Linked DNA regions of Homo sapiens: region 1 is linked to region 2. Evidence: chromatin contacts called from ENCODE POLR2A ChIA-PET data. All regions are on one chromosome and are shown on one strand. Each heading gives the region's core, a stretch centred on a gene start or an enhancer-like site at or near the end of the contact. The rest is flanking DNA. Distances are from core to core; before and after follow the strand shown. Region 1 holds the start of USP18 (ubiquitin specific peptidase 18). Region 2 overlaps IL17RA (interleukin 17 receptor A).

What was found. ChIA-PET counts read pairs that join two places held with the same protein, here RNA polymerase II (POLR2A).
Region 1: POLR2A ChIA-PET joins it to region 2 with 10 read pairs in endothelial cell of umbilical vein. The contact joins the promoter of USP18 here to the enhancer-like site in region 2. POLR2A ChIA-PET finds 5 or more read pairs at or near these places in 2 of 52 experiments (WTC11 and endothelial cell of umbilical vein).

Annotation. Positions count from the first base shown.
Region 1 is chr22:18,146,829-18,153,477 of GRCh38, reverse strand. USP18 (ubiquitin specific peptidase 18) reads right to left here and starts at 3,308. Exons shown (of 11, transcript NM_017414.4): 1 at 3,256-3,308. LOC124905076 (a long non-coding RNA gene) reads left to right here and starts at 4,264. Exons shown (of 2, transcript XR_007067999.1): 1 at 4,264-4,378. RefSeq lists enhancers at 639-888, 3,248-3,567.
Region 2 is chr22:17,101,039-17,107,784 of GRCh38, reverse strand. It overlaps IL17RA (interleukin 17 receptor A), which reads right to left. Exons shown (of 13, transcript NM_014339.7): 6 at 5,742-5,789; 7 at 5,483-5,646; 8 at 4,208-4,291; 9 at 2,975-3,059; 10 at 2,183-2,194; 11 at 1,831-1,932; 12 at 17-58. Among named protein-coding and RNA genes, the nearest start is that of TMEM121B, 17 kb to the left of the region's middle. RefSeq lists enhancers at 1-828, 786-1,005 and a silencer at 1,775-1,975. Within about 2 kb of position 5,309, at least 2 of the 41 ENCODE cell types and tissues checked have a DNase peak (open chromatin) inside an H3K27ac peak, as active enhancers do.

The DNA.
Region 1 (6,649 bases), core at 2,059-4,558, 1.0 Mb before region 2:
ACTCCAGCCTGGGCAACAGGGCAAGACCCTGTCTCCTTTTTTTTTTTTGAGATGGAATTTCACTCTTTTTACCCAGGCTGGAGTGCAGTGGTACAATCTCAGCTCACTGCAACCTCTGCCTCCCGAGTTCAAGCACTTCCCCTGCCTTAGTGTCCCAAATAGTTGGAACTACAGGCATGTGCCACCACGCATGGCTAATTTTTGTATTTTTAGTAGAGACGGGGTTTCACCATGTTGGCCAGGCTGGTCTTGAACTCCTGACCTCAGGTGATCCACCCATCTCGGCCTCCCAAAGTGCTGGGATTACAGGCATGAGCCACCGCGCCCAGCCTGGAATATATTCTTAAATTCATGTTGGATGGCTCAGATAACAACAACCTCTTTTTCTTAGTAAATATTGACTTTCAATAGTTATAAACAGTTGTTCTTCTTACAAGGCCCAGCCTAGGAGGACTCAACTGAAATGATGACAGCAGACAATTCCATCAGCAAGAAAGAGGATTTTGAGCTCATCATTGAGGGAAAGCTGATGAAAGAGAGCAGAGAGGTTCCAGGCTGCATTTTCCAAGATGTTGTCCTCTTCTCCGCCAAGACCTCCCAGATACTTCAGTAGGATATAGCAGTAAAACCTCATGGAGCAGATCATTTGAGCAGGCTCGGTCCCAAAGGGAAACAAAATACAGCAGCCTTTCAGGGTAGATCACACTGGGGAGACAGGGAGGCGGGGCAGCAAGGAAAGGAAAGTGAAGCTTAAAAGGTCTAAGGAGGATGGGGAGGGCAAGGCGAGCAGAGAGACCGCAGCTGAAGTTAGCAGGGGCAATAAGCATCCACCAGAGAAAACAGCCTGGGCGGATTCCAAGGAAGGGGATTTTCAAACTCAACTGCTGACTCAAAAAAAGACCCCCAGGCCAGGCGCGGGGTCTTTGTTTGAGACTCTGTCTCAAACAAAACAAAACAAAAATCCCAAATACTAAACTAACTTAGCTCCCACCCTACCTGAATTTTTTTTTTTTTTTTTGGTTCACGTTCTCTCATGATCTTCCCGAAATGTTATCCTTAAGCTTCGGGGAGAGGTGAGCAACGGAAGGAACTGGCCCAGGCCCACCACTAAAGAAGCCCCAGGACCAATCGGGGTCCTCAGAGAAGCCCCAGAAGAGCCAGGAACAAGCTGCAGAAAACCTGGGGAGGGTGGGGCCTCCACCCAATACTCCACTCACAACTGGACTCTCTGCCAGGAAAGCCAACTCCAACATTTAGATGCCCTAAAAGGAACAAAATTAACCTGCCAGGAACATGATTCAAGCAGCCTCGGTGTCTTCCGACCCACCCCATCATGGCAACCACAATTGTAGACCGCAGTCTCGATGACGTGTTCACATTATTTTGCATTTCTTTTTTCTTTTTTTATTTTTATTTTTATTTTTGAGACGGAGTCTCCCTCTGTCGCCCAGGCTGGAGTGCAGTGGCCGGATCTTGGCTCACTGCAAGCTCCGCCTCCCAGGTTCACGCCATTCTCCTGCCTCAGCCTCCCGAGTAGTTGGGACTACAGGCGCCTGCCGCCACGCCCAGCTAATATTTTTTATTTTTAGTAGATGGGTTTGCACCGTGTTAGCTAGGATGGTCTTGATCTCCTGACCTCGTGATCCACCTGCCTCGGCCTCCCAAATTGCTGGGATTACAGGCGTGAGCCACCGCGCCCGGCCTATTTTGCATTTCTTGAGTAATCGTAATATGCGGGTTAGAACACACGGATTACAACACTTTGGATGAAAAACCACATAATAGGGAAATTTTGGGACTACTCTCTCTCAAAAAAAAAAACAGCTCGTGGAAAAACTAGGACTTACCTTCTTTGAAACTATGTTTATGTTAAGCATTTTCCCCTTTGTAAGCTCATCATTGTGTAAAAGTGTCAGAACTGTGCAACACATTTTTTAACAGTCCAAAAGCAAGTTCTTTGATAAATCAATATGAAGCCGTGCACCTGTGTTACTCTCCCTCCCGTTTTGTTCCTGCGAACACATCGGTAACCTGCATTCACTCTCCATCCAACTCTGTTCAATACCAGAAAGAAACTTCAGATGAAATGCTTTTCAGTATTTGCCTTGTTTTCTGGAACAACTTTAAAGTACAAATTATACCTAAATAAGTACAAATTAAAGCCTCTGCTTTAATTTTCAAACACTTTGAACCCAGATTTTCAGGGGTCTCAAAATGGAGTTTTGTGTTTAAAAGTCTAAATTTAGCTTTCTTCCAAGGAAAAGGGTGTGAAGAAGAGAGGTTAAGACTAAAATACTCTGATTTGCAGAGTTTGACAACATCCTTCCAATTTCTCAATATGAATGCCCACTGACCCAGCCATTCCACTTCTAGGAATTTTCCACCGATATATTTGTATGAATGTATACATAAAATTATATTCATTGCCGTATCTGTGCCAGTAAAAACTGGAAACAACCTAAATCTCCATGCATTGTTTAAACAATGTACTTCCCATACCATGTATCAGGTTTTTTTGTTTGTTTGTTTGAGACAGTTTCGCTCTGTCGCCCAGGCTGGAGTGCAACGGTGCGATCTCGGCTCACCGCAACCTCCGCTCCCGGGTTCAAGCGATTCTCCTGCCTCAGCCTCCCGAGTAGCTGGGATTACAGGCATGCGCCACCACGCCAGGCTAATTTTGTATTTTTAGTAGAGACGGGGTTTCTCCATGTCTGTAACTCCTGACCTCAGGTGATCCTCCCTCCTCGATCTCCCAAAGTGCTGGGATTACAGGCGTGAGCCACCGTACCCGGCCGAATCAGTTTTTTGTTTTATTTTTAATGCCATTAACACATCTATATGTCCTGCCATGAAAAGATGTCCATAATATACTCAGTGGACAAAGCAAGTTCGAAATGATTTTAAAGACTTGTACATAGAAACATTTCTGATAAGGTACAAACAAAAATGATACTGAGTGGAAGACTGCGAGACACATTTGTCTGCATTGTTTGAATTTTTTTACAAGCTTACAACACTTCTGCAATTTCTTTTTTTGTTTTAATTAAACACAAAGTCATGTCAAAAGTCCAAATAACTATATTAGCTTAGAAAAAAATTCACTGGCCCAAAATATATGCACGTAGTAAATACAGATCACTATCATAATTTGCAGAGCACAATTATTACTTAATTCCTTAATTATCTGACTGGCATAGGAGCAGAGTTGGATGTCTGTGCTAGAAAGAAAACTTCCAAAATGAGCCCCGAACTTGCCTCAAGCGCCATGCAAGCGTCCAGCCTCCGCTGCTGAGTTCCACGTCGGGACTGAGCCGGGGACCGAGCTGGGACCGAAGTTCCGCTCCGGGCCCGCCTTGGTCTGGCCCCGCGCTCGTGGCACCCCGCCCAGCTTTCGTTTTCCACTGAATGGAAAGCGAAACTTACAGCGGCCTCCGCGCCGGGAGCTGGGCGCCAGCGTGCGGGGAAACCCTGCCGGCCCGAGCTTCCCGCGGCTGCCGTTGCAGCCGCGCACCTGCTCCAGACTTCCAGCCCTCGCTTTTTTTTTTTTTTTTTTTTTTTGAGACGGAGTCTCATTCTGTCGTCCAGGCTGGAGTGCGGTTGCGCTGTCTCGGTTCACTGCAAACTCCGCCTCCTGGGTTCAAGCGATTCTCCTGCCTCAGGCTCCGGAGTAGCTGGGATTACAGGCATGCGCCACCACTCCTGGCTAATTTTTGTATTTTAGTAGCGATGGGGTTCCGCCATGCTGGCCAGGCTGGTCTCAGGTGATCCGCCCGCCTCCTAAAGTGCTGGGATTACAGGTGTGGGCCACCGCGCCCGACCTACAGGCGCCTTTTTATTTGCGATTTTAAGGTCCTTGCAATTAGCCTACGTGTTAGAGTCATTTGGCGTTTGGTAGTATCCATGGCAGCATTTTTTCTTTCTTAATGCTATTGTATTTCTTGGATCGGGTGTCTTCACATCACCGGCCTGTGGCTTGGATGCGGCACATGGTGTAATTAGGAGCTCCCCTGTGGGCATGCAGATACAGATATTTCTCCACTTAAGAAGGGGTCAGGGGGCGCGGTGGCTCACACCTGTAATCCCAGCACTTTGGGATGCTGAGGCAGGCGGATCACCTGAGGTCAGGAGTTCGAGACCAGCCTGACCAACATAGTGAAACCCCATCTCTACTAAAAGTACAAAAATTAGCTCGGCGTGGTGGCGCTTAATCCCAGCTACTTAAGAGGCTGAGGCAGGAGAATAACTTGAACCCAAGAAGCGGAGGTTGCAGTGAGCAGAGATCGACAAGAGCAAGACTCCGTCTAAAAAAAAAAAAAAAAAATGGGGTCAAGTCCCAGTGAACCCATCATGAAGTCGAAACATCGTAAGTGAAACCACGGTAAGTGATGGACCATCTGTGTATATATAAGGTTAAGAGATCTGTAACATGCACACCGGAAAGGCTTATTACCTCTTTAGAGATGTATTTCTTGTATGTAGACTCATGGGGGTAGGGGCAGAAGGGTTATCTGCTAGGGGCCTCAAACTCCAGCCGCTGGAATTTGCGCAGGAAAGCAGGGTACAATTCCCCCAAAGCGATCATTCTTTCTGAAAGCCGTCCCCGCAGCAACAGACAAATAGCCTCCAAAAACCCAAAGCTGCCAGAACCTCACTGAAGCGTTGGTAGGGTCTGCAGTAAGGTACAAAATACCATGGCATGAAGATGTATAAACGTGTCCATAATAGGGTGGATGTGTGTTAGAAGCATGAGCACAGATATACACATACAGGCTATCCACACGTCCATCGTCAGCCCAGACTCCGCTTACATTGCTGCTGGAACGGAGGCAGTGTCGCCCACAGTGCAGCATGTTCTCCCTGGAAGGCTGGTGGACTTTGCGCAGTATGGTGTTTACACAGGTACACGGTGGTGGGCGCAGGGTCCGTCCTCATTATATTTGCTGACCAATCAGTTATATAACCAGCTTCATACATCTGGTAAGTCTTGTCCACAAACAGGAACCTCAAAAACTCAAGTGAGGGCAATGAGGAGAGGAGGTTGCAAAATTTGATAAAATATGCTAAATACAGCAAGTCAGTAGAAGGCTAAGGAGCAAGCTGCAGTTGCTTGCAGCAACTATCAGCAGAAAACTATTAATAGTCAATCCAATGATTCTATCTGAATCTTGGTAGGTCGGTGGAGCAAAGTAATTGGTGTTGCTGCCCCAGTGCAGAATGGACAAGGGTGAACCTTGGGTTGGAGGCTGGACTATATAATGTAAGGATCCATTACACTTCTATGGGGCTCTTCCTTCCGTCCTTCATGGTACCCTCCTGAACAATTCCGTGCTAAGGCCATCAGGTGTGTCAAGCAAAGTGGGCGTTTGTGTAGTATGTTCCACAGTGGCCCAAGCAGGGTGCTGGACTGGAGCAGGTTGAGGAGGGTGGCAGCACAGTGGGGCTGCCCAGCACAATGTCAGACACAAATGGGTGCTGGTGCAGCCCGGCCCAGGGTCACAGCCCAAGCAATTTGAAGATGTGGCACATCCCGGTATTGGAGTGGCCCAGTGTGTGGTGTCCAGGGAGGGCAGGGTGCTGGTGGAGATGACAGATTAGTTACATACAGGGGGATGACCAGGTAACTGAATGTATTAAGGATAATTGGAGCCAGAGTTGAAACTCTCAGAGATAGGAGTTACAAATAAGGAAAGGGAGAATGAGCCCACTAGTGTTGAACTGGAATTGGACTTAGCAGTGTGGATCCATGATTTTCAGTATGTATACACAGATAGATAAAGAAGTACAAGGCGGGTGGATCACGAGGTCAGGAGATTGAGACCACCGTGGCTAACACGGTGAAACCCCGTCTTTACTAAAAATACAAAAAATTAGCTGGGTGTGGTGGCACACGCCTGTAGTCCCAGCTACTCGGAAGGCTGAGGCAGGATAATCATTTGAACCCGGGAGGCAGAGGTTGCAGTGAGCCAAGATTGCATCATTGCACTCCAGCCTGGCGACACAGCGAGATCCCCTATCCAAAAAAAAAAAAAAAAAAAAAAAAAAAAAGAAGTACATGTGGAGGTAAACATGTGTATACATGCATACATCCCCTGACTTGGTCTGTAGGGGGCCTGGGAACAGTGACACCCCAACAGTACATCTTGCACCCAGATCTTGGTTTCTAATTCCCATTCTCTAGTAAAAGGAACCAATGTTGCTTGGAGAAATGGCTGTTTCTGGGGTTAAGGCAGAGAAAGTACAAGATGAGCCTAGGACATCTTGTTCTGCCAGCAAGTAAGGGAATGCTCCAAGAATGATGGGGATGTTTCAAAACGATGCAGAAGCCAGCTCCAAGACCATGCTCCCACTGGCCAAATTTGGAACAACTTGAGCATTAAAAGAAATGATGATTTGTTTTGTTTTGTTTTTGTTTTTGAGACGGAGTCTCGCTCTGTTGCCCAGGCTGGAGTGCAGTGGCACTATCTTGGCTCACTGCAAGCTCCGCCTCCTGGGTTCACACCATTCTCCTGCCTCAGCCTCCCGAGTAGCTGGGACTACAGGCACCCGCCACCACGCCCAGCTAATTTTTTGTATTTTTAGTAGAGACGGGGTTTCACCGTGTTAGCCAGGATGGTCTCGATCTCCTGACCTTGTGATCCTCCTGCCTCGG
Region 2 (6,746 bases), core at 4,060-6,559:
ACCAGGAAATACTGACCGGTGTATTTGGTGTCATCACTGTATTTTTCACTTCCAGGCCCTGGAAAGGAAAAGAAATACACTGGAGTGGTTCTTTGGGAAGAGAAATAGAAACCAGCTCACAGGGTGTCTGCCCCATCCCTGACAAAGGGTGAAGGGTAAGGGGGCAGCCCCGAGACTGAGCAGCGAGGCCGTGCTAGGTGGTCGCACAGGCATGAGTCCTGGGTCTGCCACTACGAGCACTATGACCTGGAGCAGTTACTAGTGCCTCTGAAATGCAGCTTCTTCCTCTGTGAGGTGGGTCTGTATTTGCTCTTGTTTAATGGGTATTAAATGAGTGTGTGTATGTGACGTGCCTGGCACGTTGTACATAATCAATTGGGATCACAGTTATTTTGTAGCACTGATCCAGCTGGGACCCCCAGTGCCGGGGGGCAGGGGGTGGTGTCCATTCTGGTTCCTCATTACGGTCCTGGTCTGCCCTGTCTCCCTGAAATTTGGCCACCCCAAACTGACTCCACATGAGGAAAAGCTCTTCCCCAGAAGTGTCTTTACAGAAGACATGCATCTTACCACACTTCTTTCCAGAAGCAGCCCCACCAGGCTGCTTGCAACATTTCCTCCTGGTATTTTTGAGGTGAGGAAGGGGAACCCACATACTTAAGCAATTGTTCCCCTCAGAGATGTGATGAAAAAACTGCTCTGCGGGGGTTAACTCCTTAGTGACAGCTGGGAGGATTGAGATCCACAGATGACTGAGCAAACGACTTAGAACCTTAATCTCAATCCTAACCCTTTCAGCTCTTCCCCAGAACTGTCACAAGACAGCCAAATAACAGCGAGGCTCCTCTTGCCTTCACCCTGTGGTGCAGGACACTTCGGAAAACAGAAGCGCAACAGCAGAAAGGAAACCAAAAGCGCCGCCGCCGCCCAGCCCCAAACCTTTAGAGAGCTGCACCGCCTGTGGAGCACTGGCCGAGATGCTACTGAATGTTATTGGAACCTCCCATAGGTCCTCCCATGCCTGGCTGGTTTTCTTTCTACCACATAATAATTAATAATGATTAACACCTAATCCTGACGAGCCTAGGGAAGGGTGGAAACAGCTTCCCAGATGACGGAAGGAGCAGCCTAGGGTCATGGTGGGGCAGGCAAGGGCTGAAGCCCCAACCGGAAGGCCTGTGTTCTCCCGGCTTAGGACTTGGCCAGCAGAGGGCTGCAGGTGGGAGAAGACACTGGTATGTACTAATCCCCACCAGCAAGCACCTTCCTCAGCTACTCATTTAACCTTCGTCACACCCTTAGAGGGAGGCATTATCAGTACATTTTACAGAAAAGTGAATCCATGGTGTATTAAGTAACTGGCCTGTGACTACAAGGCTAATGAGGTGGGGCTGGGGTCCACCCCTGTGGCTCAGGGCAGCCGGAGCCTTCTCTATCACCCGATGCTGACCCTCACTATTCTCCCTGACCCCAGGCGTCCACGTCTGGCGGCTGCAGGATGGGGTTGTTCAGGCTGCTCCACCTGCCTGGATGATCATTCCTGACACAGGGAAACTTTACTCCGGCTCCTTCCAAACTATTGATTTTAATAATACTACATTTGATAACAACAAATATAATCGTGGCTAACAGATACTGTGCAAATAGCACATGCCAGGTTCTGTGCTAAGAATTCATGTGTCTTATTTCACTCAGTCCTTACAACAGCTTTATGACGTGGTTCTCAAGCAAGAAGCTGAGGCTCTGAGAATAAAGCGATTTGCCTTGGTAGTGAGTGGTGGTGCTGGTATTAGAGCCTGACTCCAGGACAGCCAGAGCCCCAGCGCTTACCAGCTAGCCTCCAGGTCATGCAGACGATGAGCAGGATGACGGAGCCCACCAGCAGGATGGAGATGCCCGTGATGAACCAGTACACCCACAGGGGCATGTAGTCTGCGGTGAGCAGAACAGCGTGAGTGATGCGGCGGGGCCTGCCCTGCCCACCCTGAGGCCCCCAGCCCTGCTCCCCAGCCCCAGGCTCTGTCCTCTCTGGCCCCACCACGACAAACCATGGTCTCACCCCCCACCCCGGGCTGGCCTCGGTTCAGCCTTGTCTGCCTGGCTGAGGCAGGGACTTCTCAAGTGGCCACTGGGGAATGTCCCCTGAGGGCTGCAGTGCTGTCGGAGAGAGATCCAAGCTTACCCGGAATTGGTTCTGCAATGAGAACAGAGGAAAAAGGGAAAATAGCATTCTTAACCCTTCCCAGTCATCACAAGAAACACAACTGACGTCCCTTGAGGGCTTTAATGATGTTGGCCCTGCACCAGGCACTCTAGATCCAGGTTGAACTTAATGAAACCATCTACAAGAGACACTTGAGTTGCTGGTCTAAGAAGAGACACCTTGCCTCCTCCTTGGGAGGCTGGGTTCTCCTTCCAGCCTGGCTCCATGCCTGCGCCTTGCCTTCTGGTGAGCACGTGGCTGCAGCCTCCCGTGCATTAGGGCATGCGACTTTTGAAAACAGCGTCCCTGCTGTGTGATCTTGGACAAGTTATTCAACATCTCTGTGCCTCAGTTTCCTTATCCAGGAACCTGGGGTTTGGGGTGGGGGGATCCTCTACTGCATAGTACCGTGACTCACAATGAGTGAGGATGAAAAAATGGACGGCATGTTGGAGCACTGCGCTCAGTGCATGGCACAGAACTAGGGCTCTAGGATAAAAACCACCTCATTTTCCAGTCAAGGAAGTTGAGAATCAAAAAGATTAAGTAATTTGCCTAAGGCTACATAGCTAATGAAAGACAGCCAGGAGTCCAGCCCCAGGGAGTGACACTCTAAAGCCCCACTCCACACTTCAGGCCTGAAGGACTCCAAGTTAAACTAAACTCTCCTCCCTAATCACCCCTCAGAACCAGGTAAGGACGCAGCACAGGCTGGGGGCCTTCAGCCACTTGTTCTCCCAGTATGGCCTAGGACAGCCGCATGTCCCCTACCTGGAGTGTCTGGCATTTCTGGGCAGGAAACAGTCGCGGAGTGTCTGAGGCAGTCATTGAGGCAGCTGCTGAAGAAGGGCTGGATCTGCGGGCAGAGAGGGCAGGAAAAGGGCTCCAGAACTGTAGAGCGCCCATGCCTTCCAGCCAGCAGCGGCAATGTGAGAGGAGGGGATCCTGGCTGGCTACACCACGATCTCCAGGTGACCATCATCTCCCTCCAGCAAGGGCGGGTCAGCGAACCCCTGCCCAGGTGAGGGTGGGAGAACCAGACAGGAGAAAGGCAGGGGCAGTGCCTTACCAGGCAAGGAATCCTGACTGGTAGTGGTGCTTGGTGCCACAGAGAGGACAAGCTTTCCCCTGTCCACCAGCAAGAATGCCAGACTGTGCACGCTCCCCACTCCCGTCCACACCACACTCTCCACCTGTGCACGCTCCCCACTCCCAGCCACACCACTCTCTCCACCTGTGCACGCTCCCCACTCCCAGCCACACCACTCTCTCCACCTGTGCACGCTCCCCACTCCAGCCACACCACACTCTCCACCTGTGCACGCTCCCCACTCCCAGCCACACCACACTCTCCACCTGTGCACGCTCCCCACTCCCAGCCACACCACTCTCTCCACCTGTGCACGCTCCCCACTCCCAGCCACACCACTCTCTCCACCTGTGCACGCTCCCCACTCCCAGCCACACCTCTCCACCTGTGCACGCTCCCCACTCCCAGCCACACCACTCTCCCCACCTGTGCACGCTCCCCACTCCCAGCCACACCACACTCTCCACCTGTGCACGCTCCCCACTCCCAGCCACACCACTCTCTCCACCTGTGCACGCTCCCCACTCCCAGCCACACCACACTCTCCACCTGTGCACGCTCCCCACTCTCAGCCACACCACTCTCTCCACCTGTGCACGCTCCCCACTCCCAGCCACACCACTCTCTCCACCTGTGCACGTTCCCCACTCCCGTCCACACCACTCTCTCCACCTGTGCACGCTCCCCACTCCCGTCCACACCACTCTCCACCTGTGCACACTCCCCACTCCCAGACACACCACACTCTCCACCTGTGCACGCTCCCCACTCCCGTCCACACCACTCTCTCCACCTGTGCACACTCCCCACTCCCGTCCACACCACTCTTCACCTGTGCACACTCCTCACTCCTGTCCACTCTATAATTGCCACCTGTTTTGCTCCCTGCACCTGTCCACACCACACTCACCCACCTGCACTTGGTGGCGACAGCACCCTTTAAGGTTGCGTAGAGTGAGTGTGACGTTGGATCGCTGGTGGAACTCTTCTGGTCTGGGCTGAGGAGAGAGGCGAGGATGGGTAAGGCTAGTTGGGATGGGTAAGGCTAGTTGGGTAAGAACACGCTGTGGCACTGCCATGGAGAGGCTGTCCAGAGCACCCCTTAGGAAGGCCAGGGGAGAAATGCTTTTCAGGTTTCTATTCCAGAAAAAAACTCCGTTTCTGCATGGAAGCTGGTTTATTGTAAATCCTTAAGTACGTGTAGTAACTGGTAAGTCTCTCTTTGCTTTGGCTGCTGGGAATTGGGGCAACAAATCTGTGTTCATGGACACCAGTTGTACAGAACCACACAGCACACGTTTCCTGCACTGAGCTGGCTTCATCGTATTACCTTTATTTCTTTTTTTTTAGAGATGGAGTATCACTCTTGTCACCCAGGCTGGAGTGCAGTGGCACAATCTCAGCTCACTACAACCTCTGCCTCCCAGGTTCAAGTGATTCTTCTGCCTCAGTTTCCCAAATTGCTGGGATTACAGGCGTGTGCCAGCACACCTGGCTAATTTTTGTACTTTTAGTAGAGATGGGGTTTCATCATGTTGGTCAGGCTGGTCTCGAACTCCTGACCTCAAGTGATCCACCTGCCTTGGCCTCCCAAACTGCTGGGATTATAGGCGTGAACCACTGTGCCTGGCATATTTTATGTCATTAATGTACTTTATTTATTTTTCAATTTTTATTTTCTTTTTTAGAGACAGGGTCTCGCTCTGTCCCCCAGAGTGGGTGCAGTGGTGCCATCATGGCTTACTGTAGTCTCGAACTCCAACTTCAAGCCATTCTCCTGCCTTGGCCTCCCAAAGTATTGGGATTACAGGTGGGAGCCACTGCACCTGGCCTTATTTCCTTATCTTTAGTTCCCCTTTGTCTCTATTTTCACATTTCTTCTTTTTTTTAAATCCTCAAATCCTTTTTGTAATAAACAAAGCAAAACAAAAAGAGAACAAGGGGGCGTGTGGGGGAGGAAAGAACAAAAAGGACTGAGTCATGGGCAGGACACAGTCAACTGCCTTTCTATCAAGCATAAGATCACTGGGGAAGAAAAAGGGCAAGGCGCCATGATCACTATGGACTAAGCACAGCCCTGAGTCGCGAGCTTCTAGCAACGCGGTTCTGTCAGACCAGCAGAGAAGAGACTCAGGGCTTGGAGGGGTGGTCCTGAGCTATGCTAGAGGGGTCAAAAAGAGCAGAGTTACCGCAGGTATGTGGTGCATGTGCTCAAAGCAACTGTGGTTCTCCATGTGCGGAAAACTGGTCAGCAGGATCTGGTAATGGGTAGATTCGTTCCACAGGGTGAAGCTCACACGCAGCTGGTGGGCCTCCAGGGTCTCCACGGTGATGTTGGGGTCCCACAGGCTGCCTGCCAAGGTCACACACGCAGGCTGGGAGTGAGGAGGGGCACGCACATGTGCATGTGTATGCATCCAAATAAAGCTCTCCCGGGCCAGCTGTTACCTGAGCTCATGCATGGCGTGGTTACCTTCATCCTGGCGTGCTCACAGTCTGTCGACCCAGAAAAAAGGAAACTCATTAAGCCTCTGCCTTCAGAAATCTGTTCTTCCAGACTCCTGACACCAAGAACAACAATCTTTTCCCCACTGGGAGCCTGTCCGCAGGTGGCCCCTTCAGAGTGAGCTCCAGGGCTGGACCCACCTTGGCATGGGTGCCAGCCTGCCTGTCTGATCCTCATCTCTCGGGGAACCCTCCTGATGCAAGTGCATTCCTCCTGAGCTTGCTGTGGGTGACCAAGCAATCTTGGTCCCCTCCAGTTCCTTCTCTGCCCACCCACAGCTTCTTGTCCCCGGCTGCCCCTGTCTTTGCACAGGCTGAGAAGACATGTGACAGGTGTGAATCACCATGGAGGGACAGGGACTGAGTCAGTCAACTTTAGGAACAGAAGCGAGAACTGAGGAGATTCACTCCTTCAACAAATACATATTGAGCACCAACTATGCACCAGGCCCTGTTCTTGGCACTGGAGGTACAGTGGTAAACAAGACAAAGCCCTGCCCCCTGGAGATTGCAACCCAGTAGAAGAGACCAATAAAAGCAAACACACAGCATGCAGTACCAGTCAGGGAGTGATGAGCCACACGCGGTGACATAAAGCAGGGTAAGCACAGAGTGTGTGTGCACGCGTGTGTGCAGGGTGGTCCCAGGATGAAGAAGGTCAACACCATCCTTAACAAGCATTTCTTGACCAACCTACTATATGCAAGGCAATTCGTGAGGTTCTGGAGATTATAAAAATGGGCAGAAGACCCAGGCTTTGTTTTCAAGTGGGCTTCCTGACATAGCTGGCTATGGACAGAGAATTGTAGAGAGACTGAGGCAGGAGAATCGCATGAGCCCAGGAGTTCGAGGCTGCATTGAGCTAGGATAGCAAAATTGCACTATAGCCTGGGTGACAAAGCAAGACCCTATCTCTATTAAAAACAAAAAGAGAGAAATGTAGGTAAT